Regions from separate parts of the Mus musculus genome. Here all the other regions are linked to region 1. A link is a loop called in an ENCODE intact Hi-C map of the cell type or tissue named here. Cell type or tissue: left cerebral cortex. All regions are shown on one strand. Each heading gives the region's core, and the rest is flanking DNA. Links, peaks and the distances in the headings are about the cores only. Region 1 overlaps Dlg2 (discs large MAGUK scaffold protein 2). Region 2 overlaps Dlg2 (discs large MAGUK scaffold protein 2). Region 3 has its middle 37 kb from the start of Tmem126b. Region 4 has its middle 170 kb from the start of Gm39048. Region 5 overlaps Dlg2 (discs large MAGUK scaffold protein 2). Region 6 overlaps Dlg2 (discs large MAGUK scaffold protein 2). Region 7 overlaps Dlg2 (discs large MAGUK scaffold protein 2).

Evidence for each region. Peaks named below come from ENCODE experiments on the same cell type or tissue, not always from the same donor. Only the 100,000 strongest peaks of a DNase experiment are listed, where the experiment ranks them.
Region 2: a loop joins it to region 1, with 2.1 times the contacts of the local background. A loop is called at or near these places in 2 of 42 quality-filtered maps.
Region 3: it touches region 1 in a loop (20-fold over the local background); 13 of 42 quality-filtered maps call a loop at or near these places.
Region 4: it touches region 1 in a loop (7-fold over the local background); 3 of 42 quality-filtered maps call a loop at or near these places.
Region 5: it touches region 1 in a loop (6-fold over the local background); 9 of 42 quality-filtered maps call a loop at or near these places.
Region 6: it touches region 1 in a loop (3-fold over the local background); 10 of 42 quality-filtered maps call a loop at or near these places.
Region 7: a loop joins it to region 1, with 6 times the contacts of the local background. A loop is called at or near these places in 5 of 42 quality-filtered maps.

Annotation. Positions count from the first base shown.
Region 1 is chr7:91,429,505-91,433,853 of GRCm38, forward strand. All of the region lies in intron 1 of Dlg2 (discs large MAGUK scaffold protein 2), which reads left to right. Among named protein-coding and RNA genes, the nearest start is that of Gm24552, 190 kb to the left of the region's middle. In left cerebral cortex, for the core only: a CTCF peak has its summit at 2,566 (motif pointing left); DNase peaks (open chromatin) are centred at 433, 787, 2,288, 2,539 and 1 more place; H3K4me3 peaks cover 303 bases; H3K27ac peaks cover 870 bases.
Region 2 is chr7:91,367,454-91,371,802 of GRCm38, forward strand. All of the region lies in intron 1 of Dlg2 (discs large MAGUK scaffold protein 2), which reads left to right. Among named protein-coding and RNA genes, the nearest start is that of Gm24552, 130 kb to the left of the region's middle. In left cerebral cortex, for the core only: no CTCF peak of the experiment used is centred there; DNase peaks (open chromatin) are centred at 2,513 and 2,769; H3K27ac peaks cover 2,625 bases.
Region 3 is chr7:90,510,615-90,514,963 of GRCm38, forward strand. It overlaps a transcript of Dlg2 not described here. Among named protein-coding and RNA genes, the nearest start is that of Tmem126b, 37 kb to the left of the region's middle. In left cerebral cortex, for the core only: a CTCF peak has its summit at 1,874 (motif pointing right); a DNase peak (open chromatin) is centred at 1,888.
Region 4 is chr7:90,841,273-90,845,621 of GRCm38, forward strand. It overlaps a transcript of Dlg2 not described here. Among named protein-coding and RNA genes, the nearest start is that of Gm39048, 170 kb to the right of the region's middle. In left cerebral cortex, for the core only: a CTCF peak has its summit at 2,495; DNase peaks (open chromatin) are centred at 102 and 2,553; H3K27ac peaks cover 1,457 bases.
Region 5 is chr7:91,224,621-91,228,969 of GRCm38, forward strand. All of the region lies in intron 1 of Dlg2 (discs large MAGUK scaffold protein 2), which reads left to right. Among named protein-coding and RNA genes, the nearest start is that of Gm24552, 16 kb to the right of the region's middle. In left cerebral cortex, for the core only: a CTCF peak has its summit at 2,040 (motif pointing left); a DNase peak (open chromatin) is centred at 2,033; H3K27ac peaks cover 696 bases.
Region 6 is chr7:91,238,288-91,242,636 of GRCm38, forward strand. All of the region lies in intron 1 of Dlg2 (discs large MAGUK scaffold protein 2), which reads left to right. Among named protein-coding and RNA genes, the nearest start is that of Gm24552, 2.5 kb to the right of the region's middle. In left cerebral cortex, for the core only: a CTCF peak has its summit at 3,657; DNase peaks (open chromatin) are centred at 2,465 and 3,645; H3K27ac peaks cover 1,341 bases.
Region 7 is chr7:91,259,570-91,263,918 of GRCm38, forward strand. The region is part of intron 1 of Dlg2 (discs large MAGUK scaffold protein 2); the gene reads left to right. Among named protein-coding and RNA genes, the nearest start is that of Gm24552, 19 kb to the left of the region's middle. In left cerebral cortex, for the core only: CTCF peaks have their summits at 1,292 (motif pointing left) and 2,654; DNase peaks (open chromatin) are centred at 1,124, 2,564, 2,755, 3,181 and 1 more place; H3K4me3 peaks cover 2,040 bases; H3K27ac peaks cover 2,044 bases.

The DNA.
Region 1 (4,349 bases), core at 257-4,256:
ATCTGTACCTAGCAAATGATTTCTGGGGCTGGGAGTGATGAGCATCGGATAATAATGAGCGATGATGGATCATGGCCAAAGCACAGCAACAAGACCTGGTGGCAACATGTGAGTACCCCAGCTCCGGAACACTATTTGTTTTCTTTGACAGCAAAGTTAGTAACCCAGACCTGAAACAGTAGCCTCTCCCTTTAAAATTAAGTTCAGCAACCGCCCCCATCTTCTTGCCTCAATAAAGCTTCTATTTTTCCTGTACATAAATTATGTTCAAGGCAAGCAACCTGTGCATGTCTACACAAAATGGTATCATGGTGTTACTCATTCTTCCTGGGGATCACTGGGCACACAGGCCTCCTCCCTTCCTTGTAGAAAGCTGCCATCTCTCCTGGAAGGGTCTTAGAGGAGTCCAGTCAGATCCCCTGAGACTCCATTAGCTCCCAAGGCCACGATGAAGCATTCTTCTGAATAAAGTTAAGTTCTACTTCTTCCAATTAACAGCAGATGATGAAAGTGCCTGCCAATTCTGTTGCATTTCAGCTGGGTGTTTTGCTCTTGCTTGGCCATTTGTAAAATGTGAACCTTCCTAATGGGGACCTAGTTAGTCATTGGATTAATGAGTTTCAGCTGAATTAATCGTGCCTAGCCCACTGTGAGTGTTCAGTAATAGTCGCTAGCAATTTATATGCTGACTTAAGTTGCTCCATTGAAGAACATCGGCTGGAATCAATATTGTGTAGCTGTCCTACTGCATTTGACTTAAAGAAAAAGATGACGCCTGTAGATTTGGAGCTCAGATTATATATAGCCCTGTAGCGGATGTTCTCTGAATCGTAAAAGGAATTTCAAAGGGTGTTGAGACTAATTTCTTCCTGTGAGTTTCCCACAATTATACAAGATGGTTAAGTCCAAGGTGATAAATCTTTTGGAGATAGGTTCTTCTTCCTACAAGTTTATCTATGTGAATATCTACCTTTATCTGTCTTTATCAGTGTTTCGTTCCTCATTAGTGTGGTGGCTAAAAATGAGTAGAGGAAGTTTGTCACAAGCAGCTTGTTAAGGCTCAGTCCAGACCCTCGTTCCAGACAGGTGCTCAATAACTGTAATTTAATTAATTTAAAATTAAAATAGAATTCGAAAGTTTACAAAAGTTAGTGGAAAGTGTCAATGAAAGGCAAAACAAAAAAATTCCAATCAGCAAAGAGTGACATTTGCAGATCTTAGGAGGTGAAGTTTGTGCTTTGATTACAGCGAAACATATGGTGCTCCATGCCTTATGGCAAATATTTGCATTTTGAAAGCTTTTAATTAGAAGGAATTACAATTCCACAGAGATCCCCATAGCTCGAGAATGGAGTTTAAAAAACAAATCAATATTACGTGTTTGTTAAATTATAACCTTGGTGGGAAATCAATAAAATGCTTGCTGAGAGATATATTTGAGTACTCAACTGAACTGTGGCAATTCTTGCCAAAGGCTGAGTCTGATTATTTATTTAAGCATAGTCATTAAGTGAACTACTTCATTATATCGGTATATTATAATGACTCTTGTACACATACATTGCAGGGACACTAGTTCCCAAGCTACGCCATCTCCAGCTTCCTTGCACTCTTCCTTCACTACCCCTACCTCTTGTTACCACCAAACTTTATTTTTAATGACTTCTAAGTGATTTGGTTAAATGACAATGAGAAAAAGTACAAGTTCTATACTGTAAGTACGTAGTTAGTTACTACATAAAGTGTTCAAAATTAATATATTTGCCTTCTCAATACATCGGTAGTAGATTCTAATCTACTGTGCCCTAGAACCCAGCCAAAGAAAACTCTCTTCTGACTACCCGTTGGCCAGTAGAAACCAACTGAAAAGAGACAGATAAAAAGGTATATATATATATATATTTACTGAAATTCGGCAGTTCATTTGGCGTTTGAAAACGTGTTGGGAGAGTGTAACTTAGAAAAGTCTTCGTATGGACTATAGCGAAGCCACAGATTCAAGTTTGCAAGTCAGTCAAACAGGAACAAAGCAGAAGTTCAAAGTCAGTGGCCTTCAGCGAGTCATGGAAGTCTGATTATCAAGGTATATCAATTTGGGAGAAATGAAGCACAACTGGGCAGTATCCTAGGGACTGAAAAGTGGATGAAATCAGTGGTGGTGGTGTGAGCTTGGAATGTAGGAGAAAGGAAAGGAAAGCCTGGGAATTAGGAGTCAAGGCAGTATGAAGGAGGTCCTGTCTGTGGGGACAAGGAATCGGTGATATACGCTGGAAATAAGGAGCAAAGAAGTGAGGAAGCAAATACTTCACTGACGGCTCCGAAGGTCAACGCAGCGGGGAGGGAGGAGACAGACAGAAGAGATAGAAAAGAGATAGAGGTGGATGGTGAGGGTTATAAAAAGAGATTAAAATTTGTAAGAACGAGCCACGTGTGCCGCATCCATAAAAATAAAATAAAATAAAATCTTTTGATTGCAGCTTTTTTCAGCTAAGTCCAGTGCATTTAGACCTCTGTAGAAACTTTCATTTGAATGTGCTTAGCTCGCCACCTTGTGGCCAAAAGCAGATCCTGCACACAGAAGAACCAAAGCTGGAAGCAAACCAAACCCAAAGCAATTAGTGAAATATTTATCACAAATATTTGAGACAAAACGTTAGCAGAAAGTTCATTCCTAGAATAAATATCAATAAGTACTAAGATAAACCACAAACTATCTTTTGGTTTGATATTTTGCTCTCTCAAAACTCATTTATAATTCATATGTTGATTCAATTGTCTTAATCTTTTTTTTTTAATTAGGTATTTTCCTTGTTTACATTTTCAATGCTATCCCAAAGGTCCCCCATACCCACCCCCCAATCCCCTTCCCACCCACTCCCCCTTTTTGGCCCTGGCGTTCCCCTGGTGTTCCCCTGCATATAAAGTTTGCAAGTCCAATGGGCCTCTCTTTGCAGTGATGGCCGACTCCAGTCAGAATGGCTAAGGTCTTAATCTTTATATTAGCTGGGTTATAGTTATTTTCCAGGATGATGCCAGTTTTTTTTTAAACTTTTATTTGTTAGTGTATGCATTTGGGCCTATGATGTTTGAGTGCAGCCAGGCATGAGCATGACGTGGTGCGCGTGTGGAGGTCAGAGAACAAGTTTTCTCAGAATTAGCTCCATCATGGGATCTTGTGACCAACACAGGCTTCCAGGTTTATGTAAAAGGAGATTTTTACCCTATGAGTCATCCCATTGGTCTGATAATACCAAATTTTACTAAGAGTATGAAGTAACCACAGCTCTCGTGCATTACAACAGAATGCAATATCTCAGCCAATGTCCAACTACACCACAGAAATTTGATTCTCAGAATTCCATGCTCTGACATATGCCTAAAGAGTCTTTCATACATGCACCAGGAAACACAGGCAGGAATACTGCAGAAACATCTTTAAACTTTTGTTATTCTTGAAGGAAAATTCATAGAAATAGTACATATATTCTCAGCAGAGAGAGAGAGAGAGAGAGAGAGAGAGAGAGAGAGAGAGAGAGAGCGCGCATTATTGTAAACTGTATAATGAAATCTTGTACAAATTTTGAAAGAAATGAACTAGGCTGACACATATCAAGATGAGTGAACTCTGTAACATTCTGTAATATTATGAAGTGTAGCTACAACAATCCTGCTGATTGTGCAATCTTGAAGCAGACAAAACTTAAGTAGAGGTAGATGAGTGCCCACCTAATGGTAAGAGGTGCCACACATAGGCTGTTAATCTTGGGGATTATTAGAAAGCACATTTAGCCAGTCCTAAGAAGCAAGCCAGTAAGCAGCAACCCTTCGTGGCCTATGCATCAGCTCTGATCTCCAGGTCCCTGTCTCATTGCTTGACTTCCTTTGATGATGGGCTGGCATGTGGAAGTGTAAGCTAAAGTAAAGTCATTCCTTTCTACAATTCTGATCCTCAATATGTTTGACCACACCAATAGAAAACCTAAAAATGACACTCTGTTACTATTTCAAATAGTTGGCTTTAGGCTGTGGATCTGGGAAATCCATAAGATTGTTTAGAATCCCTTGAAAGGTTTATTCTTAATTGCAGAAACTTCAGTTTTAAGACATTTCAATAGAGACTGGAGAGATGGCTTGGCCATTAAAATTTCTTTCAGAGCTGGAGAGATGGCTCATTAGTTAAGGGCGTGGCCTGCTCTCCCAGAGGTTTTAGCTTTAGAGTTCAATACTCATCAACCACATGGTGGCTCACAAACATCTGTAACTGGATCTGACGCCCTCTTCTGGTGTGTCTGAAGACAGCGACAGTGTACTCACATAAAATAAATAAACCTTTTAAAATAAATTCTTGC
Region 2 (4,349 bases), core at 148-4,147, 62 kb before region 1:
AGAGGTATATCGGTCCCTACAAAACTAGACAGTAAGGATTCTTCAATCACCTTTGCATTCATGAGATTTAGAGAAAAAAATGAGAAATGTATAAAATGGGGAATAATCTAGGTAGAAGATATAGCACATCCAGGCAGAAAAGGAAATCAGCTTATGGATCAAAATTTTTACATAGTTCTTACAATAAGAATACCTGATACAGTTAATATTAGTAAATAGTAAAAATCTAGATGTACCCTAGGATAAACTGTAGTGATAGATAAATTACTGACCTCATTACTAAAATAATTTTCAATAAACAACGTAATCATGGGTCAGTTTTGTCAAGGAGCCTGCTACTGTTTTCAAAGAGCAGTGAGTCCTCAAGGAGCAGAGATGATGCCACAATTTCCTAGCATTGCCTGCAAGTTGTGTGCTTGACACACAACAGTTCCTCGGGGGCTGAGGGATGGTTGTTTGTGTAAATTGCTTACTATATGAGCATGGGAACCAGAGTGAGTACGAATCCCCAGAACCCACATTAGAAGCTAGGCAGATGCGCCAGCCACGTGTAGTCTGAATGCCAGAGAAGTAGAGACAGGAGATAGCCTGGGAAAGGTAGCGAGCTAGAGCAGCCAAAACTAGGAGAGCTCTAGCCTCAGTGAGAGACTCTCTGAAGAAGGAAAGGAGGAGAGCTTAGAGAATGACACTTGACTTCAGTTTCAGGCCTCCAAATGCATACTTATACATGCATGCTCACACACGTGTTCATATACGTGCAAACACATATACACAACACATTCACACTATGTGCAAACACACACATATGGGGGTAATGAATATTCACAGTAGGGTTTTAGGAAGTTATACATACCACTACATTTGTTTAGAAGTCTGTAGGTAATAGGCATGAGGAAAACCTGGAATGTTAAACACTCAAGGGTTTAACCTGTTTTCTACCCAAAAGGCTCAGAAGAGAGTAATTAATATCCTGGTGACCTCTGTGCTATTTGTATGTCCAGACCTTACCTGCTCTCCAGACCTTTATAATTATCCTGTTTTCCTCAGTGGGTCTACAGCACCATCCTATTGAGATCCTTATCAGGATGGTTGTTTAACTTGAACCTGCCTCTTCAGTCAATCAATAGAACCTACCTTTATGGAAGATGTTACTGGTACTTATAAGAGTTTGATGTAGACAGGTCTTAAGCTTTGTTGTGCACATGGGATGAGTTAATTATCACCAGGAAACTTTCCTTCAACATTGCACTGTACTCAAATATACCTAAAATAAATTACCTGATGTCAAACTCTTGACATTTGAACCAATGGCAACTACTGAGTAATGTAGTCCTACCTTTCTTTTTGATTTCCCTGGCTTCCCACTCTGCTCAATGTCATGTTTGCAGAGAATCTATACACATTTGAGCTTTGAAGAGTAAAGAATTTACCATGGTCAATTAATCTTTTAAATTAGAATATAGTTATATCATTTACTCCATTATATATGTATGTATGTATGTCTGTATGTATGTCTGTATGTATGTCTGTATGTATGTATGTATGTATGTATGTATGTATTGACTATATAATCAGTTGAGTCAATTTAGTGTTGCTTATATGCATATGGTTCAGGGCTGACCACTTGATATTGGATAACCAATTAGGGGTCTTTTCACAAGAAAGACTAATCTCTAGCTCCCAGCATGTGTGGTACTAGAAACCCACCCAACTACCTATGGTTATTAGGGTCATAGATCTTACAGGAGAGCACACTACAGCCACTTTACTAAACCAGCATTATTCTATAGTATCCATCCTAAATACTTACCCTTACGATCAGAGATAAGCGAAGTTCTCAACTCTATCAGAGAAACTTTTCTTTGTGTTCAACAAAGACGATTACAGGAAGTCACAGCTTCTAAAATTGGGGAAACTAACTGATAGTGGTGAGATTTGTACCATTGGATACGTGTACAACTCAAGTCTTGAGCCTAAAGCTTAGGGAACTTCCAGGAAGTAGGGGTGGAAAGATTTGAAGAGCCAGAGACCAAGAAGTTGGCTGTGAAATTGGGTATTCATGGTTAATTCTTAGTATATGACCATAGTCAGTACACATTCAGATCTTTATTTCCGTTATACATAATGTTTACAATAACAGAACAATAAAGAATGGTAATATCAAGTACAAATTTGATATTTGATGTCTGGGATAAATATGATCAATTTTGTAAGGACTCAGACGGAGTTAGAAATTATTTTTCCTGTGCTTTCTGAGTAAAAGGTTTACATTCATCAACATTCTGTTAGTAATGATACAGGAAACTACATGAATACCAAATAAGACTGTTGAATAAACGATTCGTGCCATGCTGTATTTAAAACAAATACTTCAGAAATTGCCAATTTTAGGCTGCTGGTGTAGTGTGTTCTGGATATTTTAAATGTGTAGTCGCTGACTCACTTGGCCTCCTGAGATGGTTTATAAATATAACAAGTGTGGAGGAGAGAGTGATTCTAGAGCTCCGCTTAGAAAGCCTTGGATTCTGTCAGGGGCTTGTTGCTCGTGCACTGGTTGCTTTCCCATAGTCACTTCCGGCTAGTACAGAGATTAACTGCCATCCAACATTCCACAAACCGGGCTGTGTTTCCAGATTGTGCCCTTTTCATTATAAGATCTTCTCCCTCCACCCCTCCCCCACCCCCACACACACCTCTGCTTTCTCCATTTCAAATCAAAGTACTTTTTTCTCTTCAACATCGTGAAGCTGTGCTGCCTTCAGAGCTCTGAGTCATGGGTAGAGAGTGGCTCCCCCAGCTTTCTGCGTTGGGTCCCACATATTTCCAAATGTGCACAATTGCGTGGCGAATCAATTACGTGGAGGAGGATTCCAGCAACTATGACCCTTCCCACTGCCTGCACAGGTTGCCCATGATTTCCTCCCACCCTATCTGTCAAGCATTGAGAGTGAAGAGGAATTTTGTCCAGTATGTTGTTTGCAGGGATACCAAAGAGGGGAAAAACTCCCACAGAAAATAATGGGCCTTTCCTTTCACATAATGCAAACTTGTAAAATATTGATGGGTTTAAAATCTTCTTTTAAAGATCTGGTACAGGTTTTAAAAGGTCACAGACAAAGGAATTCAGCTCAGTGCTAAAGCACTGGCCTAGTATATTAAAGACCTTGGGTTTAATCTCTAGATTCACAGAAAGAAAGGAAGAAAGAAAAGAAGGAAGGAAGGAAGGAAGGAAGGAAGGAAGGAAGGAAGGAAGGAAGGAAGGAAGGAAGGAAGGAAGGAAAAGAAACAAGAAAATGGAAAGAAATATCTTCACATTATTTAATGGAGAAGCAATCTACTTACAACGTAGAAAATCATCATAATAAAATAGCAGGGATCCAAGTCACCCACAGGTGCTCTTAAAAAAACTTCACAATATCTAACAGCAGGCACTGCTAAAGCAACTGTTCTGAGTGATAACATAGACCAAGAATATAGTATATTTGACATTTAGTCCTTCATTCCGGAACCAAAGATCTACTAAAATTTACATGGAAGTGTAAGGGAAGTAGGCAATGTTAATATTGTTTCTGTGTGATGCTTGTCATTAATCCTTTCTGGCAATCTGTTCGACCATCTAGGTCTTGAAATCAGTTACCTTCTATACTACACCACAGCCTTGTTCATCATTGAATGGTGCCAGGTTTAATAGATCAAGAAAACAATCAAAACTGTGTGACTTCAGACTTCATAACTTTCTGCACACTGGTATTTTTAGAAAAGTGTCTGTCACTGGATCTTAAATAATGGTAATCTAGGCCAAAAGTGTTTCTGTCTGAACTTTTAGTATTTTTATCACGTCCCTTCAGGAGAAATGAGGTCTGGCTTTTGTGGGTCCTAAAATTTTGTTCTCTGAGTATCTATATGTTTCAAGCAGACACTCTCGGAAGAGATCCTAGGATGAAATTGATTTCTAATTTCTAGGTGACATTTAAACAGTGTAACTTGAGCAGGGAAGCTACATAATTAACCCAGTCATGGTGGTAACTAGTCATAAGGAAGCAATGCACAGGCAGCCCTGTGCATAACAATTGGAGCAGACAGTTTTGCATCCAGCACACTTGCTCTTTCCAGCTCGTTGTGTACTGTCGGGGAATAAAACTCTCTGTGAAGGATGGTATTTTAAGGATATCCACTCAAACAGTGACAATAAACCTTAGGATTTTTTTTTCATTCTGAAAACTTTTAATGACTTCATAATTGAGTGAAAATTGGATTCTTTAGAATCGTTAACTGTATTGTTTGCCTATGTCATCATAGTATTCTTCCAAGGAGGGAGTGCTATGCATCTGAGGGAAACATACCATGTG
Region 3 (4,349 bases), core at 225-4,224, 920 kb before region 1:
TTGGCCCTGGTGTTCCCCTGTACTGGGGCATATAAAGTTTGCAAGTCCAATGGGCCTCTCTTTCCAGTGATGGCCGACTAGGCCATCTTTTGATATATATGCAGCTAGAGTCAAGAGCTCCGGGGTACTGGTTAGTTCATAATGTTGTTCCACCTATAGGGTTGCAGATCCCTTTAGCTCCTTGGCTACTTTCTCTAGCTCCTCCATTGGGAGCCCTATGATCCATCCATTAGCTGACTGTGAGCATCCACTTCTGTGTTTGCTAGGCCCCGGCATAGTCTCACAAGAGACAGCTACATCTGGGTCCTTTCAATAAAATCTTGCTAGTGTATGCAATGGTGTCAGCGTTTGGATGCTGATTATGGGGTGGATCCCTGGATATGGCAGTCTCTACATGGTCCATCCTTTCATCTCAGCTCCAAACTTTGTCTCTGTAACTCCTTCCATGGGTGTTTTGTTCCCAAATCTAAGGAGGGGCATAGTGTCCACACTTCAGTCTTCATTCTTCTTGAGTTTCATGTGTTTAGCAAATTATATCTTATATCTTGTGTATCCTAGGTTTGGGGCTAATATCCACTTATCAGTGAATACATATTGTGTGAGTTTCTTTGTGAATGTGTTACCTCACTCAGGATGATGCCCTCCAGGTCCATCCATTTGGCTAGGAATTTCATAAATTCATTCTTTTTAATAGCTGAGTAGTACTCCATTGTGTAGATGTACCACATTTTCTGTATCCATTCCTCTGTTGAGGGGCATCTAGGTTCTTTCCAGCTTCTGGCTATTATAAATAAGGCTGCTATGAACATAGTGGAGCATGTGTCCTTCTTACCTGTTGGGGCATCTTCTGGATATATGCCCAGGAGAGGTATTGCTGGATCCTCCGGTAATACTATGTCCAGTTTTCTGAGGAACCGCCAGACTGATTTCCAGAGTGGTTGTACAAGCCTGCACTCCCACCAACAATGGAGGAGTGTTCCTCTTTCTCCACATCCACGCCAGCATCTGCTGTCACCTGAATTTTTGATCTTAGCCATTCTGACTGGTGTGAGGTGGAATCTCAGGGTTGTTTTGATTTGCATTTCCCTGATGATTAAAGATGTTGAACATTGTTTCAAGTGCTTCTCTGCCATTCGGTATTCCTCAGGTGAGAATTCTTTGTTCAGTTCTGAGCCCCATTTTTTAATGGGGTTATTTGATTTTCTGAAGTCCACCTTCTTGAGTTCTTTATATATGTTGGATATTAGTCCCCTATCTGATTTAGGATAGGTAAAGATCCTTTCCCAATCTGTTGGTGGTCTTTTTGTCTTATTGACGGTGTCTTTTGCCTTGCAGAAACTTTGGAGTTTCATTAGGTCCCATTTGTCAATTCTCGATCTAAATGAAATTTTTATAAACAATTTATATTTATAGTTCCTGGAAGTGATACACAAGAAGAATGGAGGCTTCGATGGGTGAGAAAGAGGCTTAACTTTAAATGTGCAAATTTCTTTAGGAAGTGGCCCTCGAAATGCTGAAAATTATAGAAATTCTATGACAATTAATGGCACTTTAGAAAGTGGGTATGACTGAAGATGGATTTTGATATTTACACCTTTAAAAATGCCCTTTGTATGCTGGGTAGGGAGTCTCACTGGATCCAGATCTTTACAGTAGAGAATAGAGTGTGAAGCATCAAACATGGCTCAGACAATTGTTTTAATCACCTTTGTTAAATAGCTATCATCTGGGTGAGAGTCATTGAGTGTCTCATGCCTGGAAAGATAGAACATCTCCTGTTTGATGCTTTGGATCAATTACTATCAAGAGGTTTCAATGCCATTCTTGGTTCAGGACTTTTGTGTATTACTGCAAGATTTATGTCACCAGATGGCACCATTTAACTAAAGTTATGTGCTTGGGCTGCTCATAAAGTGGTTGCTGCTTGGATTTGTTCTATAGCTGAAACAGGGGAAAAATTACTCTGATGGTATATGAGACTTATCTTAAAGAGAGTCTAACCCAGTGTTTTTTGGAAGCATGACAGAATCTGGTGATTTCTTTTTGGTATGTAGTGGAAGAAAACTTGAAGCTGGTCTCCACCGTCAGTATGTGGCAGTTGGGAGAAAGAATACTATAAGTTTTTTCCTATTTGGGTTTTCTATAGATAGTATACTCATTTTATTAATATTATACCCATGAATCATTTGGCTGCTGAAATATTTTCAGGGAGTATATATATATATATATATATATATATATATATATATATATATCCATATGTACATATACATATATGTATACTAAACAGAAAGACAATATTTTTTATTATTATCTTTAATCATTTTTTTTACAGTCCAGTTATTATCCCCCTCCCATTCCACCCTCTGACAGTTCCCCATCCCATTCCTCCTCTCTCTTCTCCAAGAGGATGTCTCCACATCTCTACACTCCCACACCCTCTTACACCCTGCCAGGCCTCCCTGGGACCTCAAGTGTCTCAAGGGTTAGGTACATCTTCACTCATTGAGGACAGACCAGGCATTCCTCTGCTGTATACGTGTTGGGGGCTTCATATCAGTGTCTGAGATATCTCGGGGGTCCAGGTTAGGTGAGACTGCTGGTCTCCCTATGGGGCTGCCCTCCTTCTTAGGTTCTTCCAGACTTTCCCTAATTCAACCACAGGGGTCACTGACTTAAGTCCATTGGTTGGGTGTAAGTATCTGCATCTGTCTCAGTCAACTGCTTATTGGGCCTCTTGGAGGACAGCCATGCTATGCTCCTTTCTGTAAGCATCAGTAATAGTGTCAGACCTTGGAGCCTTCCCTTGAGATGGGTCCCAATTTGGGCCTGTCACTGGACCTCCTTTCCCTTAGTCTCTTCTCCATTTTTGTTCTTGCAGTTCTTTTAGACAGGAACAATTCTGGGTCAAAGTTTTTGACTATGGGGTGGCAACCCCATTCCTCCACTTGATTCTCTGTCTTTCTACTGCAGGTTGGTTCTATAAATTCCCTCTCCTCATTGTTAGGCATTTTATCTTTGAGTCTTGAGAATCTCTCACTTCCTAGATCTCTGCTATATTCCAGAGGGTTGCACCACCTTCCACCTCCCAAGGTTGTATGTTTCCATTAATTCTGCTGGCCATCGGGGCTTCACTCCTCGTCCCCCAATATCTTATCATGTTCGCCCCTTCTTCTGCCCTTCCCACTCCCCTCTCCCACCCAGTTCCCTCCCTCTTTTTGCTCTCTGCTTTCTTCTCCCTCCCAAGTGGTATTGAAACATCCTCACTTGGGCCCTTTGACTTGTTAACCTCCTTGAGTTCTGTGGATTGTATCCTGGGTATTCTGTACTTTTTTGACTAATGTCCACTTATTAGTGAGAACATACCATGCACATCCTTTTGGGTTTGAGCTACCTCACTCAGGTTAATATTTTGTAGTTCCATCCATTTGCCTGCAAAACTCATGATGTCCTTGTTCTTAATAGCTGAATAATATATCCCATTGCGTAAATAAACCACATTTTCTGTATCTCTTCTTCTGTTGAGGGACATCTGGGCTGTTTCCAGCTTCTGACTACCCCAAAACTCTTAGCACATTCTGCTATGAACATAATGGAGCATGTGCCCCTGTGGCATGGTAAGTCATATTTTAAGAATATGCCCAGGAGTGGTATAGCTGGGTCTTCAAGTAGATCTATTTCCAAGTAGAAAAACAATCTTTAAAGATTATTTTTAGAAGCAAATCCTTTAAGATGGTCTAAATAAGCATAGCAACAATAGATAAAGGCCATCAACAGAGTATACATTCTATTCAGTTATATAATAAATAAGTGTAATATAGATAATAACTTAGTATAGACAGTTATTGTAAGGAAGGGAGCACTTGTCACTTGGTTCCTGTCCTCTTAAGCACAGTCACTTTTACCTCTTGTTCCTGTACAATGTGCTAAGAGTTTTGGGGTATCACATACTATACAGTATTATTATTCACTGGAGTGTGCTCTCTCTTAGGAGTCTATGAGCTTCTTGGAGGTAGGGGCTCAGCTGGCTCTAATGAAGCTGATGGAAAAAGCACATTAAACTTCTTTTATTTGAACAAATATATTTCAACTTCTGCTTCCTAAGAGACACTATGTCAGGCTCTAGGGACGTGGTAACAAGGCTATGACGCCTGTTTTCATGGTGTTCATGGTCTGTTAAATGGGACATGCTTTGAAGCTATGAGTATTCAGATGAGAACCCATTGGAGGAAACACAAAACCATGAGAAGTTTCTTCAACTGATCAAGATCGTATTATTCTGTAGTCAGAAACATTTGAAAAGAGGGCTGGTGGGATGTTCAACATACTTCCTGTTCCTCTAGAGGATC
Region 4 (4,349 bases), core at 78-4,077, 590 kb before region 1:
CAAATTTCATCATGGAGTACTGTTGCCAAAAAGTGAGCCGGCCTGAAAATACAAATGCTCTCAATTTAAAACCACCCATTGGAAATAAAAGAAAATGCAGACAAAATAATGAAAACACTTTAATGCTTATAGATAAGTACTATTTGGGGACGGTTTTAATAAGCAAATGTTTATTTTAGTTGCTTAGAATATTCTCTTGGATTCTAGATACATAAATTTCAACCCACGATTCCTGGTTGCCATAACAACTTGATGCATTTGTTCTCTTGTGTCATTTTTTTATCACATCATTTTTTTCAACTTTGGTTGCTATGATAACACGGTATAGTTGTTAAATTTATTCTATTCACATTTTGTTCTACTGGAAACTGGTGGTTTGCTTTTATTTTTCTCCAAAGAAGCTTATATTATCGAAGTGTAATAATGAAAATAGTGGCCTAAATTAGAATTTAAGCTATCTTAAAATTTTAATCGTGTGCATCGACTTATGTTTGAATAATGTGACATCTGTGAGGCATGTAAGAAGCCTAGTGATGATCTAATTCCATTGAGTAGGAAGCAATCTTTATTGCACCAAATAAGGGAAATGGGTGGTGTTCACTGTTGATACTTCTCCAAGCATGATATTAACCAGGAAACAGTTTAGGGATGCCAGGAAATAGATTAAAACTGTCATTACTGGATCCCTTATTAACCATGCTGGTTCCCTGGTAAGACTGCTTATTTATTACAATGAAGGTTAGTCTTAGTTAAAAGTCCCCACTCTGTGCTAACCCGATATAGGAAAGGCACTCAAGGAATCTCTTACCAGATTCCTCTTGAATACAATTAGATAATTAGATAATGAAGTAATATGAGGTTAAAGATAAATTTGTTTCTGTTTATTCAGTCAATTCTTACCTTTTCCTCTGCTTCAGTTATTCTTGGTGATTACTCCATAACTTATAAATTGTACCACCTAGAATTACTATTGCAAGTGTTGTTGTGGAACTTGCCAAGGTATAAGGGAATAAAGCTACAAGATTATAGCTATGACACTTGTTGAAACTTTAAAAGTGACTAACTGTGTAATACATGGGAATTATTTCTCAACTCAATTTTGGATGAATGGTCATGGAAAATAGGAATGAAAATGATTATCCCACATATGTGTTTATATATATAATTGAGATAGTTCATCTCAATTATCAATTATTTGACATGGTTTAGAATTATCATAGACATGAATTTCTGGGTATATTTGTGAAGCATTTTCTAGATTAGGTTACTGAGGTGGGAAGGTCTACCCTAAATACTAGAAGTACCAATCAACCAATAAATTCTGGTCTACATATAAGCAGAAAGTGAGCTGAGCACCAGCATCTGTCACTCTGCTTCCTGACTGAGGATGCAATGAGACCAGTTATGCAATAGCTCCTGCTGACCAAGGCTTCCCCACTATAAGGGACTATACCTTCAAGCTCTCCAGTATTTTATCATAGTAACAAGGAAAGTAAGTAATACCATCATATGTGAATGTTCAAAAGGCTACTACTGCCATGCTCAGAGTGTAAGACGCAGAATGCATCTTCCTTCCTCCGCTCCCTCCATTTCCTCCCACTAATGGTCAGTGAGAGAGGGCAAGGACTGGGAAAGTCCTAGCTGAGATACTGAGGCTAGCTCTAACGCAGCATCTTCATAAGGAGTGTGTTTACTTTGGACTTAATATGAATAGGAGGCGTCTCTCATCAGTCTATTTGTCCAATTCTTAATAAAGTAGCAGAAAACCATTATATTGGGGCTACCTTGACTTTCTGAGAGTATTTGTGTTAAAGCATTGACCACATCACAGCCAAAATTTCATGGACTAAAATAATCCTCCCAGCAGAGGCTTTGTTGTCAGAACTGCAGTCAAATTTGACTTTTTAAATAAAAGGGATAATTGGTAGAAAAAAAAAATCTCTTAACTTGTCTAAGCCTCAGTTGCCCATACATGTCTAAAACTGTCATCAAAGTACATTTGGCAACTATAGATATGACCAATTTGCTATTTATTAGTACAAGAATTAATAAATGCAAAGTATTCCCAATAAATGTTCACCATTAATACTGGATGATGGCATTGAATGGCTATTCAGAATTTTAGGATTGTAACTAAGTTTACCTGGTAACTAGACCTGACTTCTATTCCATCAGGAAAATGGGGATTCAGAACATAAGAGTGCTCAGAACTGACACTGGGCACACTGAATCTTGGACTGAGGACAGCGAGACAAATGCTTGCTGTCCTCAGCCACCTGTGCATATGAGTGTGCTGATATTCTGATAGGCTGGGTCATGACTCGCTCCAGAAATGAGTGCTATGCTCTATATTGAAATGACAAGTGTTTTCACTTGAGAGGCTAGGGAGACTGGAAGTGACAGTGTTGCTGTGAACCTGTTCCTTCTTGATGCCTAAAGCACTCTCCAGTCACAAGCCAGAGCACTGGGGGAAGATGCATGGCTCTGGGAGGCCACTAGGGTGTCATTTAGAACCTCTCTGCTGGAACAATGGAGTAATATAAATTTCAACCCACATCCTCCCGTTGCCATGGTAACCTGATGCACTTGCTTTGAAGTGTCTTTTGTATCTCCCGACCCCTTGCTTGCTTTCTTTTTATTTTTAATCATGAAGATTTTTACTTTGCCAGTAATTTCCTTAATGTGGCTGTGACTTCTTACCCTCCTATTTCCCTATCCCTCCAATTTCTGAATATCTTGCCAATGAGCAATTCAAAGATAAAGATAATAGCTGCATGTATGTGTTCATACCTGCCTGCTGTGCCTGTAAATAAGTAAATCCCTCTCCCTTCTGTTTGTCAGCCTTTCTATAGTCACCCTTTCTTCTCTCCCTCTCTTACAAATGCATGTGCAACACACACACACACACACACACACACACACACACACACACACACAACACACACACGACAATTGTCAGAAAACTGATACACTGCTACAGCTGTTCAATGCTTCAAAAACACCTTGTGTGTCTTAAAAATGATAAAGGAAGTTTTCCATTGCAGAACAACTTCTGATTTAGTAATTCCTTAGTATTTGGTATGTGGCAGGCTGAACAAAGGGTCTGATTGTTATTACATTCAAATCCTTCACTTGGTCACTTGAAAATCTGTAGATTATGAGGGCAGTGTTTCAAGGTGAAGAGCATGAGGTGCTTTGGGTTTGCATTCAGACACTGTCAGTTCTTAGTTGTACAACCCTGTGTAGGTTAATTACACTAACCCTCATAACAAAATAGACTCTCAAAAATAATAGCATAAATTCACTCTCAAGATGTGTGTGAGGAGTGATTTGAGATAATACAGCGTACCTAGAATAAGTCTCTTTGAGACATTATAGACATAAACACTGAGTCTTTCACCTAGGAAACTGACTGTATGCATCCAGGAATAGGCTGCAGTTATCTCACCTAGAGATGCATATGGGCCTTCTTCATTACTATACCCTTCTCCACGCCAAAGAGTCCAGGCAAGCATGCAAACACAGAGTCCTGTGCCATCACCTTACTTGAATGCTGAAGACATGAAACATGGACACGGAAGAACAGAGGCATCTCCTGGAAGCTGCCTCAGAAATATGACCTCTTGTGATGTTCAAGTTTAGGTCTTTACTTCTGGGAGCAAACCTAGTTCGACATATCAAGCTAATAGGATATTTAGAAACTCTCATTACATTAGGGCAGCACTGCCCACCCCACCACAAAATCCCCCTTTCATGGAAGAGGTGAGTGTATTTAACCAGGAGCATTCGGGATGATGGAAGACATTTGAACGCAAACATAGGGTACTTGCTAACCTGTGAGTTGTGTGACTGCTATGCACTTGTATTCAGTGCCGACAGTGAAGAGAATAATGAGACAGAAATTAAATGAAATTTAAAAGAACTACAGTTATGTGACAGGATACCTGCTCTGTGGAAGTATCAAGACTTACAGAGAGGAAGTCACAGAAGATTAAGCAAAACGGAAGGAGATCACAGAGAACATTCTTGAAGGAATACTCTCTACGTTACAGTAATTTAGAAACATAATTTCAAGTAATGAGAAAAACAAGCATGAAAGAAGAGATAAATTCCTTTCCATTATTGTAGCTAATGGGGGAGTTCTAGATAAAAGTTCTTGGATTTTATTTAATAACTATATCATGGAATAACAGCTCACATCGTATTTCATAGATTCACTATCAAATAATGTTTCCTTGAAGAATTGAAGAATTATCTGTTTGATTACACTTCAGAAAGAAGATTGATTTTAGAATTGAATTAAACCAAATTAGAACTGCTCTTGCCTTTTTGGGGTGAGTAATTTGACC
Region 5 (4,349 bases), core at 215-4,214, 200 kb before region 1:
GAAGTCATCTACTATCTTTGGCACTTACAGTTTTTCCCGATCTCTCTTCCATGATGATACTTGAGCCCAGGAAGGAAGAGGTACAATAAAGATATCTCATTTAGAGTTGAGTATTTCAAAGAAACTTATTCTCTACAACTTGATTAGTGGTGGATTTCTGTGTTAATTGTCATCTACTATAAAAAAGAAACTTCTCTGATAGTGGTTGAGAGATGGCTGCGTTAATCTATGAGTATAACAATAATTGGTTAGGAGTTAGTTTAGCACTATGCCTATTTAACAAAATAATACCAGTAAGCTGCCCGCTAGAATTTATGACTCATTTAGCCACAAGTTCTTGGCCCTAATTGCAGTGAAAGGTATGATTTTCACCTTGTGGAGCAGGTCTTAAGTCCAATCAGAAAGAGGTGGGTTTTCCCATGGCATATATGCCATTATTGAAGCCCTGGGCATATCTTGCTTGGTAGTAGTTTTTGTAGCTTTCAGAGTTCATAGCTTGATAAGATTGGTGATTACTTTTTCCCTTTGGTTATATGCATTCTATCTCCCAGCAGGATGAAATCTAGCCTGGAGAGATGAACCTTCCAGGTTCATACCAGCTTGATTTCTCCTTGTTCTATGACACATGAATGTAATATCTTTAGCTATAGTTCTTACCCTTAAGTTCTGGAAGGTAACGAAGAGCAATAGCCTATAACCCTCCGCCTCTCTCCTCTCTGTCTCCTTCTCTGTGTGTATATGTATGAGAGAGAGAGAGAGAGAGAGAGAGAGAGAGAGAGAGAGATGGTCTATGAAATCCACTGGCCTGTAAGTCCAAAGAAGTAATCCATTCCTGTCACTTGACATTTTATTGCTAGTGATATCTTGTGGGGACATTATCATCCCTTTAAATGGCAATTCCATTTAAATACTATATAAATATTTCAATCAGGAAACTTCCCAATTAGTAGGCTTCAGTATAACTTTTTAAAACACCTTTAGTATCATCATTCTTGCAAGTATGTCTCCTGCTTCCTGACTCTGTCACCCACCCAGCTGCCGTCTTAGATATCTCTTCTGGTACATCTTGCTCTATATTCATCATAGGAGTTGTATGGGCAAGTGTGGAGGACATTAACTTTTGAAAATTTTCCACCCCTAATGGTATGGAAATATTTCGTTTTCTTTCATGTCATGTGGTAACAAAGATTGCACTCAGGTAACATCAATTGTACACTAGGTCTATGAACTGTATTTTGTGTGAATTATAGTGGCCCATTTGGTAAAGTATCACTTATCACCTCTGTAATATAGGCACTATAGTATGTCTTTAGATTATACCAGTAATTCGTAGGTAATATGCTCATGTATGAGAATACCTCTTGGCATTTAAAGTGCAATAATAGTTATTATCATTTATATTTTAACCTATATAATTAGATTTTAGGCTTCCTGACACTTAGGATATCTAACTTAAAGCTTGAGAAAAAAATACAATTTCATAAATATTGTATTAATTAATGAAATCCCGTTTAGAGAGGGTCTTTATATGGCACTAAAGTAACAAGGAAAAATAAACAAACCACAGCCAATATCTGAACTTGTCTCCAGTTATACAGAAAATATATAGGTTTAGTATTTCAAAACTTAAAAACATTTATATTTCCAAGGATTTTCTTTAAATTGTACATTGTATAGAAAATAGATCATATTTCTGATTTTGCCTGCAACAAGGTATTTGCTGACCAGATGTCACTGACTTACATTCAAAAGACACTGGGATTTGTATTTTTATATGGTGTACTTGATCCATATTTGGTAACTCCAAATTTAAATTGAAATTACTTTAAAATTGCACACATTGGGCTAAGATGAGCTCCAATTTGGCACTCAGTAAAGTGGTAGTGCCTTTTTTTTTTAATCCCTTTTCCTTCTCTTCTGATCAAGGTAGAAAGCATTTCACAATTCACGGACTGACTATCCTTTTGTTATACAACGACTTCCTTAGCTTTAGCTACCTGGCAGCTCTAAACAATCGAGCAGCTGCCATCTAGTGGACAAAATTTGTAATGGCGTTAAGGATGCTGAGCACAAAATTCATTGAGATGAGAACAGTGATGTTACTCATCACTGAGTATAGAAGGAGGAATTTACTAGACATATTCATACATTTCACAAAAGTGAAGCCATTTAACGCTGAATAATAAATCATCAGACATACAGGGGAACATCACAAAGTTTTAATTCTCTGTATAAAAAGGTAAAATATATTAAAACCTTATGAGATGCAACTAGAGACTTTTAGAATGACTCAAGGAAAAGGTCAGGAGGAGGAGGATGAGAAAAACAAAAAGAAGGAGAGCCAATACCAAATATTGGTAAAGATGATGAAGATGATTTACACATATTGCAATTGGGATACAGAATAGCTTAATCACTCTGGAAGACAGATCAGTAGTTTGCAAAGTTATTTTATGCAACATCTGCACACAAAGGTCTATTGAAGGTTTGTCTATATAATCCATAGCTGAATGGATAGCAAATGTCCACCCAGTGGTTAATGAATAAACAGTTGTCCATCTACCCACTGGAATACTTTCTTCCATTCTAAACAAATGAGTTATTGATATACATAATAACATAGATGACTCTCAAGTGAATTAGCTGAAAGAAACCAGACTACATAGTATGTAATTTCACTCATAGGACATTCTGTAAGCAAGAAACTCTGAAAATTGCAGCAAGCTCAATGATTATCAGCTGTGCAAGCATCAAACGAGGTAACGAGCCACAGTTAGAAGGAAACTTCTGGTGTAAAGGACATGTTCTGTATCTTCACTGATGGTTCCAATGATTATGTGAAGTTAAAAGTTTGTCAAAAACCATATACTTTTATACTTTGTAGAGCATGACTTAATAAATAGAAGGGCTAGTAAAATGTTTCAAAGCAGTAGCCTCAAGAGCTTTAAATTATGATTGCCAATCACTGAAAAGATGAAAGGCAGTCAGCTATCACATATCAAAGTTGCATGAGCCAAATGGAAAGAGGCTCAGACAAATAGAATGTAACACTTTTCATGCATACTCATAATAATTCTTTGGAAAATTGTTTTCAAAACTTCCAGTACTTAAAGTTTGGCCCTCAAGTTTATAAATGTATTCTAGCTGTAAACTCTGAGTTCTTTTTATTGCCTTATAAAACAGTAACTGTTCATTACTTTGTTACATGACATGCATATTCCAAGATAACATTTAATATTTTTATTATGCAAAATGTTCCTATAACTAACTATATAGCCTTGTGAGGAGGTGAAATCGTTGTTTGTATTTTTAAACCCTCTAATATCATAAAAGTTACACCATCTTAAAAGCTTAATTTTTTTAACTCTGGGATGCCATTGTATAATAACTAATCAGGCACATTTCTGAAAAATGAACTTTGCCATTACCTTGATATTTAATGGGTTGAGTAGAATTGAATATCTCGTGATGATATTTCAGTATTTTTAAATACATTAAAAATAAAAACAAGGGGTTGAAGAGATGGATTAGAGGTTAAGAGCACTGACCACTCTTCTAGAGGTCGGTGGTTCAATTCCCAGCAACCACATGGTGGCTCACAACCATCTGTAATGGGAACCAATACCCACTCTAGTGTGTCTGAAGACAGCAACAGTGTACTCCAATATATAGATTAAATAATAAATCTCTTTTTAAAAATAAAGTACTACAGGACAAGTTTTAAAAAATGAAATAAAAATAAATACAGCAAGCAAGTTGTAAGGTATAAAATAATATGACAGCTCACTCCATAAAAGCCAGAAATGGGTAATAGAAACATCTCGAGTTAGAAGGAGGTTGGTTTCAGAGCTCAGTTTCTGTGTGTGTGCACTGGAAATAATTAGCATGTAAAGTATTTATATTTCCAATTTCTAGATGCACAAGATTGCTTCAAGATACTTTTTTTTTTGAAAAGTGGCAGGATTTAAGATTCAAAATTATTCCCAATATCTTGCTTACATTATTATCTTAGCATCCTTTCCTTATTCAGAAGCAAGCATGCCGTGTGCTGAATTGCTCCTGACAGTACATTCCTGTCCTAGAAAAACCAGTTTGGGAAAGGTGTAAGGGAGCAGAATTCATGGTCATAGCAGTCAACTTCGGAAAGAGTTCTGGTGCGGATACTCACCGTTTTCAGACATTGGGAGTCTGGAATTTTGTATACATGGAGTCTGATAGGTTGTTCTTCCTTTCCAGTTTCCTAATGATGTCAATCATTCTATAGTATAGTTTCATTGAAAAAGAATTTGATAACGAGTCTAGAGAAAGCAAGGATTTCATTAATTCAGAGTTCAGTTTTCAAATGGGAA
Region 6 (4,349 bases), core at 277-4,276, 190 kb before region 1:
ACTTGCTAGTGTATACAATCAAACCCAGGCTTTTTTTAGCTTCAGAAACTTTTCTGTGCATCATTTATACAAGTAGCTAGAATATCTTATCTTTTTGAAGTGATACATTCTCCTTAATTTTTGTTTACGTTTAGAATTCACATTACATTCTAAGTTTTCAAGGACTGACTTTATAGCTATTTATTGCTTTTTTTTTTCCTTCCTGTGTTACTATAACAAAGCCTTCCACAAAGACTAGGAAACAAAGGCAATGAAAGGTATTTCTTAACTATATGTATCGAAAAATAAGGTATACCTAGAGTTTCTACCTAAATTAAAGTTTTGAAGAGAACAATTAACTTACAGTCTAACATAGTAACTAATTATTCTAGTTAACACAATTATTATGCTAATAATCTGTATTTTATTGTATTCTTACTTCAGAATATGTAAGATATTAATTATTCTTTCTTTTTATTTTTAGATATATTTCACAATGTTTGTATTATCTAGTCAGAATAAAATATTTATGCTAATAATTTCAAGATTTATGAGGTAAAATGTCACAACCAAGAACCTATCTAGAAATTGGCAAAGGCACTTGTGGATTTTCTCCTATAAACAAGAAAAGAATGTGACATACAGTATATGTGCTTTACTGGTCATCAAGATAAAGCATTTGCTCATCAATAACAATCTTCAAGCAAATACTCGTTCAAGCAGTGCTGTAGCTTTTGCCAATTGTTTACTGAAGACTTTTTATAATTCACATGCTATAGAGAAATTATTTTAGATCAAAACTACTTGATTCAGAACAAGTATATGATCAATTACATTTATTAGAACATACACTTTGGAATATGGGATCTTTCCTGAGTTTTCAAAGTTATACTTCATAAATTTACCTCCTATTTTAAATTTAGCTTGTTGTTGTAGTCTCGAATATAATGGCAAAATCATGCTAAAGAAGGGGTAAAGATTTGAGATAGTAAGTGCAAGGAAATTATTGCTTTCATAATATCCAAGACAAGATTAGGACTTGTTTTAATGATTTCTTTAGGATTATTTAGATGGTATTTTTAATGAAAGTTTAGGTTCACAGTGAATGAATAGGCTTATATAATAATTTCTAGATATGCCAGGCCCCATACATGCTTAGAATTCAACATCCCACACCTGAATGGTGAGATTACAATGTAATACCATAATCATGGGCCCCAGTTTACATTAGGGTTCACTCAATGCCATACAGTCCGTATGTTTAGTCAGCTGCATAGTTGCCATTATAGTACATAGATGTCATTACGGTATCATGTAGTATACTGTTACTATTCTAAATCTTCTGTCTCTTTACTGGCATAGTTTACTACATAGTTTGGCTACTGTCTACATAGTTTTGTTGATTTTTTATTTTACAAGGCAGGATACTAATGAAATTATTTAAATAACTGCTCTAGATAATATTACATTGTATTTTTTTATTTGAAATCTTTCCTTCATTTCAGGGATTTCTCTTAATTAAATTCATGGTATACATCTGCTAATAATTTGTTTTGTGGAATCAAACATTTTTATATAACCTTATTAACTGATTTCCTTGCTTCTACTCCCATTTTTTTTCTCTTCATGTTCAGTCAGGACCTTAGCCCATGGGATGGCAGCATGAATACACAGAGTGTGTCTTTCATCGTCAGGTAATTTTCAATAGAAATACCTTACAGAAACACCAGAAGTGCATCTTCTTCATTATTATAAATCCAGCTAATTTTTTTTAAGAATTGCTATCATAAAGATTGACATTACATTTAAACCATAACTATCTACCTCTTTTTAAAAACTCACAACCATCTCATGATATAAAACTGCATCTAGTTCATCTTAAAAATACCTGGATTCCTAACAAAACTAATGTTGCTTAAAATCCAGTTTATCTCCAGTGGCTCAGGCAAGCTCCTAACTGCAAGATCCTGTAAAATCAAACTCAAGTCACATACTTCCAATTTACAAGAACACAAAGCAAACACCCTCACTCCCAAAGTGGAGAGTGGTAGACTTGTTAGACCTGAGCAGTGTTAGAACTAAACCTGCAGGATAGATACCAAACCCTTCAGCTTTGTGTTCAGCACGCCAGGCTTGTGAGCACAGTTGCTGAGATTTAGAGATCCCATCCATTTCAGTCAACCTTAGCTCTTGCAATTTCTCTATTGGGCTGGCTTCATTCAATGTCTTCAGCTTCGTCAATGTATGCCTCAAGATCCTCATATCTCCAACATGCTGATGTCTCTGTGGTGATTTTGGCTTCACTTTCACAACCTCACACAATTGCCACTTCTAGTCTCTGAAGAGCACATGACCTTTGCAAAGAATTGTCTTGCTTCAGTGTCTGCCTAGAAACTGATATAACCTTCTGTGACCCTGCAATGCTTGTCATTTTCATGCCTGCAAAACCATATGGATAGCTCTGCTAAATTCTGCTGCCAGCACAAGGCACAGTCTGGAACATTTCTGTCACTTCTGGGGTGGCATTTGTGCACCTTTGTGGCTAAACCTGAAAAAGCACTACTTAAAATGTTTAAAAACTGAAAACCCATCTCAGGGATTTCCTTTAACTCTCTCTTATTTTAAAGGAACTTCCATCTTTACACACTGGAGACCTCGATGGAGATCATGCCTTTCAGGCACCCTTTCCATTGCCAACTGCAAAGTATAATGTTTATGCAATGGTACTAATATCTTTAACAATGACAGCTGCTTTCTCTACCATTGTGTCTGCAACATTAATGGAGCTCTCAGGCCATTAATCTCCAAGTTGCACTGTTTTCATACATCTCTCCCTGACTACAGATTGATGGAAAGCAGTAAGCAATGACCATGTCCCACCTGGACATCATGTCTCATTTCATGTCTTCATTTCCCTGACAGAATACCTTTTACATTTATTCTTAAGATTGTCACTTAATCATACCATTTCTCCATTTCCTTTCTTCCTTCTAAACCTTCTCATATACTCCTCCCCACTCTTCTTCAAATTCTCACCAAATGGTATGTCATGCATCTATGCATCTGTGTATAAATATATATTCCTATGTAGAACCTGTTGAGCCTATCGAATGTTACCTATAGGTATGACTTCAATGCTGAATGACATTGGACAGCCTATTGGCATGCTCTCTCATGAAGAGGGCCACCCCCCCCCCCAAACCCTAGTTTTCCTCAGTTCTATAGTTCACTGACACTGCACAGCCAATTGGAATCCTCTCTCCAGGCGAGGGCTACACCACCCCCTATTTTCTTCAGTTCTGTAGTTCTTTAATAGGTTTGGGGCTTGTGCGTTTTTTCCTCTCAGAGTTTGGCAGGCTCATTGGTATCATCTTTGTTCAGATTCTCTTCGATTTTCAGATTCTTGGGCAGAACACAGCAAGATTCTTTGCCAGAATAGAACATAAATGGTTTCTAATTCAATAGTTGATGAGGTTAGGCTTCCACCTGAATCTTTAGGGGTCCAGCCTCCACTGTCTGTATTTCCCTCAGCACCTTAGTCTTCTGAGCCCTGACTCAAGAGCCCATAAGGCTCTGTTTCAGTGCTCTCGGGACCCTCTAGCCATAACTACAAAGCTGCCAACACTCCTCCCACAGAACAGTGACAGAGCCTAAAAACCCATGTGGTCAGGTTTATCATAGCAACCACCCCTGCTTTTGTCTCCAGCTTTACATATTTGGTTGCTTTTCTCCTTGCTGTAAGAAAAGGAACCTATCTGACAAAAGCAGCTCGAGGATGGAGACTGAATTCAAGACGAAAGACTGTTTTGAATATGGAGGACTGTTTTGACGACTGAAGGCTGTTTGGGCTCCCATGACAAAGAAGGCTTGGCAGCCAGAACATGATGTACATGGTTGTACCAAGTCCACAATCAAAGGAACACAGACGTAGAAGCCAGTACTCCACTTGTCTTCTTCTCCCTCCCCCACTCCCCTTTTTAGTCCATGACTCCAGTAAAAGGACTGCTAACCACCTACATTCAGGGTGCATCTTCTCCCTTCAGTTTAACTCAGAGGTACTTTGAGATAATGATAAATTCGGCCAAGTTAAAAAATGAAGATTGGCCTTCACATAGTCCGTAAAGGATGTTCTGAAGATGTCAACTGTCCTTTACCTGCCATCCTTGCACAAGGCAGCATTGCCATAGTGCAGTAGAGGTTCTTTTTGAAAGAATGAAATCACTTGTTTAATATGCAAAATCATGTTTATAGGTAAACTGACCAGTCTTTTTTTTTCAATTTTTTGTTATATATTTTCTTCCTTTACATTTCAAATGCTATCCCGAATGTCCCCTATCCCCTCCCCCTGCCCTGCTCCCCTATCCACCCAC
Region 7 (4,349 bases), core at 278-4,277, 170 kb before region 1:
GTATGGCACACAGGTGAGACACAGGCATACATGCAGGCAAACACTCATCTACATAAAATGAAAATAAATCTGAATAAAATAAAATTGCTGCTATGGAAATGATGACAAAAAAGAAAGATAACTAAGTAATGACTCAAACCTTATCCCAAACATCTAATTATCGGTAGTAACAAGAGTAATTGTGTTTGTCACTGCTCACACTTATTGATAATATGATTGTTTTGTGAATAAGAGGCAATATTGAGAAAAATGTTAGGTAAATATTTAGTGAGATCCATTTGTAATCTGCTTGCTATGAAAGAGGTAGTTATCAGGAAGAACTGTAAATGTTATCAATTACTGAAATGTCTAAGTTAGTTATTTTGATATTAAGGTGAACATATCACATCCTGATATTCCTTAGAAAGACTTCCTCCTAAACTTATTGCAGAACACCCTCTTCCAATATACTGCTGAATTAGTAGTTTTCAGCTCAATAATACAGTATGTTCATATCTTAAGGTGACAGTGCCTCATTTTGTAACAATAGTGGTTACCAACTGTAACTAGGCAATGCATTGTCATGGACACAGACCCCATATTCTCTCACATCTTCAATTTACTCTAGACCTATCATTGAAAGGCAAGATTATCAAATTTCTCTAAGTATATGGCATATAAACAGAAGTGTGTGTTTGTGTGTGTGTGTGTGTTTATTGAGAGAAGTGTGTAGTAAATGAATTTTTCTTGATGAGGAAAGAAGTGAAATCCATAGTTTGCTTTATATCTTGTCATTTGGCTTTATCAATCTGAACCAGTACAGACTATAAAATGGGAAGTAACAGCCCTTAATGCTGCCCTAGAATAGGAGGTCAGGCTTAACTTGGCAAATTCATCAGGGAAGGACTGTGTTGGATATTATTGGATCCTCACAATATAGAGCATACAATACTTTTGGGGTGTTTGAAATCCAAATTATAGGCTAATGAATAAGGGAAATATTGTACAACATTTTTAGAATCTATTCTCCCTTGGAAAATGCAGCCGCAATTACAGACACTATGTAGGTGGAAATGCTCACACACTCACACAGTTTATGATAATGAAGGCAGAAAAGCTAAGGCATACACCTCATTGGTTAACGTAGCCTTAAGACTTCACAAAATGCCTCATATCAGGATTTCTTAAAATATGACTTGTAAATTTAATAGTGACATACACATACTCCTCTCTAGCCCCACTCCCCACATGTAGGCATAGCAAAGTCTAAGCCATGGCTGCCCTCTTCAGTTAGGACCAGGTTTAACTCAAGGTAGATCCCCTGTGGATTTTTGTTTATATTTGATTCCATGCAGACTTCTTTGTAAAAGGTGTCTCCATTTCTTAGACAGGACCCTGATTCCTGTTATTGGGTGGTGGAGGTGATTACAAATGAGTTTTTCTTGACATCTTTCTTGACTAAGAAATGAGAATGTCGCATTAGGCAGAAATAATGTTTTTTGGTTGCTGTTGTTAATATCCTAAGAATTCTATGGAGTTTAGCGTACACTAACTTCAGAGAGGAGCATGCATTATTTTAAGTAGAGGGAGGCAAAGGATCGAATATAAGATACTACTTTTTATCTAGTAACTTCTTATTATTTTTTTCTTTTGTTCTTGCTGGAGCCTTGTAAATCTGGAGCTGTCCCCTGAGGTCATCAGCAAAACTGGTTTTCAAACTATCTGCCATGTGTTTTCTATGAACCTACTTTTCATGCCTTACTGAGATTGTATGGCATGAACAAGTGACAGATCGATTTCTAAGGCCCAACAGAAGGTTTGCAAGCAGAGAGCAGAGCCACTGCCCTGTTCTGAGTCTTTGCCCAGGAGTTAATGACCTTGTTCCCCAGCTCTTTCTAGGTGTTATGATGCATATCAGACATCAATGCACTCAGACCATGCAAGTGACAGTGAGTGACAGACACAGCCACACACAGCCTTCTTACTCCAAACCTGATGATGATATCTCTGCTCTTTCCATCAACCCTCTGTGAGGAATGGTACCCAGGCAGCACTCTGAGTGCTAAGTTTACCAAGTCCCTACCCCTTGCATTCCTTATCACTTTCTCAAATCTGTCACTAAGCTATTTTGCAGCTGTGTTAGCTGCTTGCTAACTTAAAAAAATCTTTTTGCATTTTCACAGTCTCATTTATAAAAACAAAACCAAGACAGCCAAAACAAAAAGTGTATATTGGTCTTATCATTCATACTAGAACAGCATGGATACTTCCGTGGCTTCTGGGAACCTCTATGGCACCTCCTAGGTCGAAAGGGTGGGAAGGGAGGAGGAGCAGAATGTCCTTATCTTTTGAATTTGAAAAAAAAAAAAAAGTCATTAGCAGATAAAGGCTTGGCTTTGAGGCCCCCTTCACAACCCGTAGAGCAAGTGGACTCGCTGACCCGGAAAGCATTAATCTTTTGGAGCCTAATACTGCATCAGCTCTCTTTGCTGGATACTTTCCCCTCCTCCTTCCTCTACTAGCTCTTCTATGGGGGTGGGGAGGACAGTCCCTCCACTGCTGGGCGCTGTCCGCCTCTTCCCAGGAACTCAGCATCTGAGGACGTCCACGCTGAGGCAGCAGTAGTAACAGGGTCCTGTGTGTTCTCGGGGTCACGTCACTTGGGAATGGCCCACCTGCTTAAGCCAGGGACTTCTTGGCGGCACCCGGAGCGCCACCAGGCTGGCGAACCGCGTGCACCGCTCTCTCCCTTACCCCGCCCCTCCCTCCCACTTCTCTGGGCCAGCGCTCCCCACGGTGACTCTGAATTGCAGCAGCAAGCCACTGGCTTCTTACCAAATTGGGAACTGCATTGTGGATTTTTCCCCCCCTTTCTTTCTTCTTTTTTAAAATTTCCTTCAGAGGGAATAATCTCAACCCCCTTCAGCTTGCTTGACGATCTAGAGTGACTGGGGCGAGTAGGCGGGCACATCCTTTTACATGCTAATATTGCCCCACCTCCTTTGAACCCTCCTCAAAAGCGCTCTGCTTCCTTTTATTTTGATTGATTTATTTATAATTATTTTTATTTTACCTCCTTCAATTTCCGTATAGTGGGGAACCCTTCTTCGCTCTCTGTCCCTTCCCCCACCCTTCGTTCTCTTGGGAAGACAGACCCCGAGACGCACTGTACTTGCCGGCAGCAGTGCTTGCACCTAGGCTCGGGGATGGCTGCACCAGGCGCAGGGGGCAGCGATTACAGCTGCCGCTCTGTCTAGGCTGTCTAGGCAGGCTGTCGCTCCGAGAACTGGGTGAGCACCAAGTTCGGTTCCCCCAGAGAGCTGCCACTGCCGCAGCCCAAAAGGAATGTCCCCTGTTCTTAAGGACCCTGACTGTTTTACACCAATGATTTGCCACTGCAAAGTTGCTTGCACCAACAACACTTTGTCGTTGATGTTTGGATGCAAGGTAGGACAAGGGATTCATGTCTTATTTTAATGCATGCTGGCCTCCCTGGGGAGAGCAAACAATTTCTTTTGTTGTTTGTTTATGTGTCTGCCTGTTGGGAGACTGACAGATGCTGTGTGACTGCTCTGTCCACTCGCGGAGCCGGCTTGGATTTGGAGAGCTCAGTGATTTTTTTTCCAGTGCCCGGTGTTAGTTAGCATGATAGCTAGATGGTGACAGGACCCTGAATGGAGCACACAGAAGCTACAAGCACTCTTGAAAAGAGGGCGCCTTAGATGTCTCGGTGCTTGGGATTTCTTCTTGCTTTTAGCTAGTGATTAGCTCCGGGCGCTGGTATGGATGCTCTGGAAAGCATCAGACTGACTCTCACCCCTGAAACAGGGCTGTGGGCTAATAAACCCGGGACCATAGAAGTTCTCCAGATCAAACTGAGAGGCTTGGTTTCTAGTAGCTTTTCCAACGGTGAGGGAGGGGCTTATGTCTACTTTTGTCAGTAAGTCTAGAGATGTAAATATGTAGTCCTCATTTGTAGGATAGTCTTCGCTTTTACCAGTCCATTTGAAACCAACAAGCCAAATGTTTAACAAGAGATGGCCGGCACAGTTCTTCGTGAAGTTTGAAGCAAATGACCACCCCATCCTGGAGTTGTGTAAGATTGTTCAGTGTTCGAAGTAACGAGGTTTAAAGGGTTTTGAAACAGGTTACCATCCAGGGCTGCCTGTTTGAAAAGATTTATTAGAGCTTTTTTGTTGGCTGTGGTGGATCTACCAGAACTTGCTGTTAGCGAGGTTATTGCCCAAAAGTGGTCTCAGTACCTGTTCTTTGCTCGCCGGGAATATGAGCTTTTACTTACAGTGACAACTTGGTGCGTTTATTCAGTTGTTTCTAGAAATCACTTCTTTTGGTTGCTTTGATGCTATCTA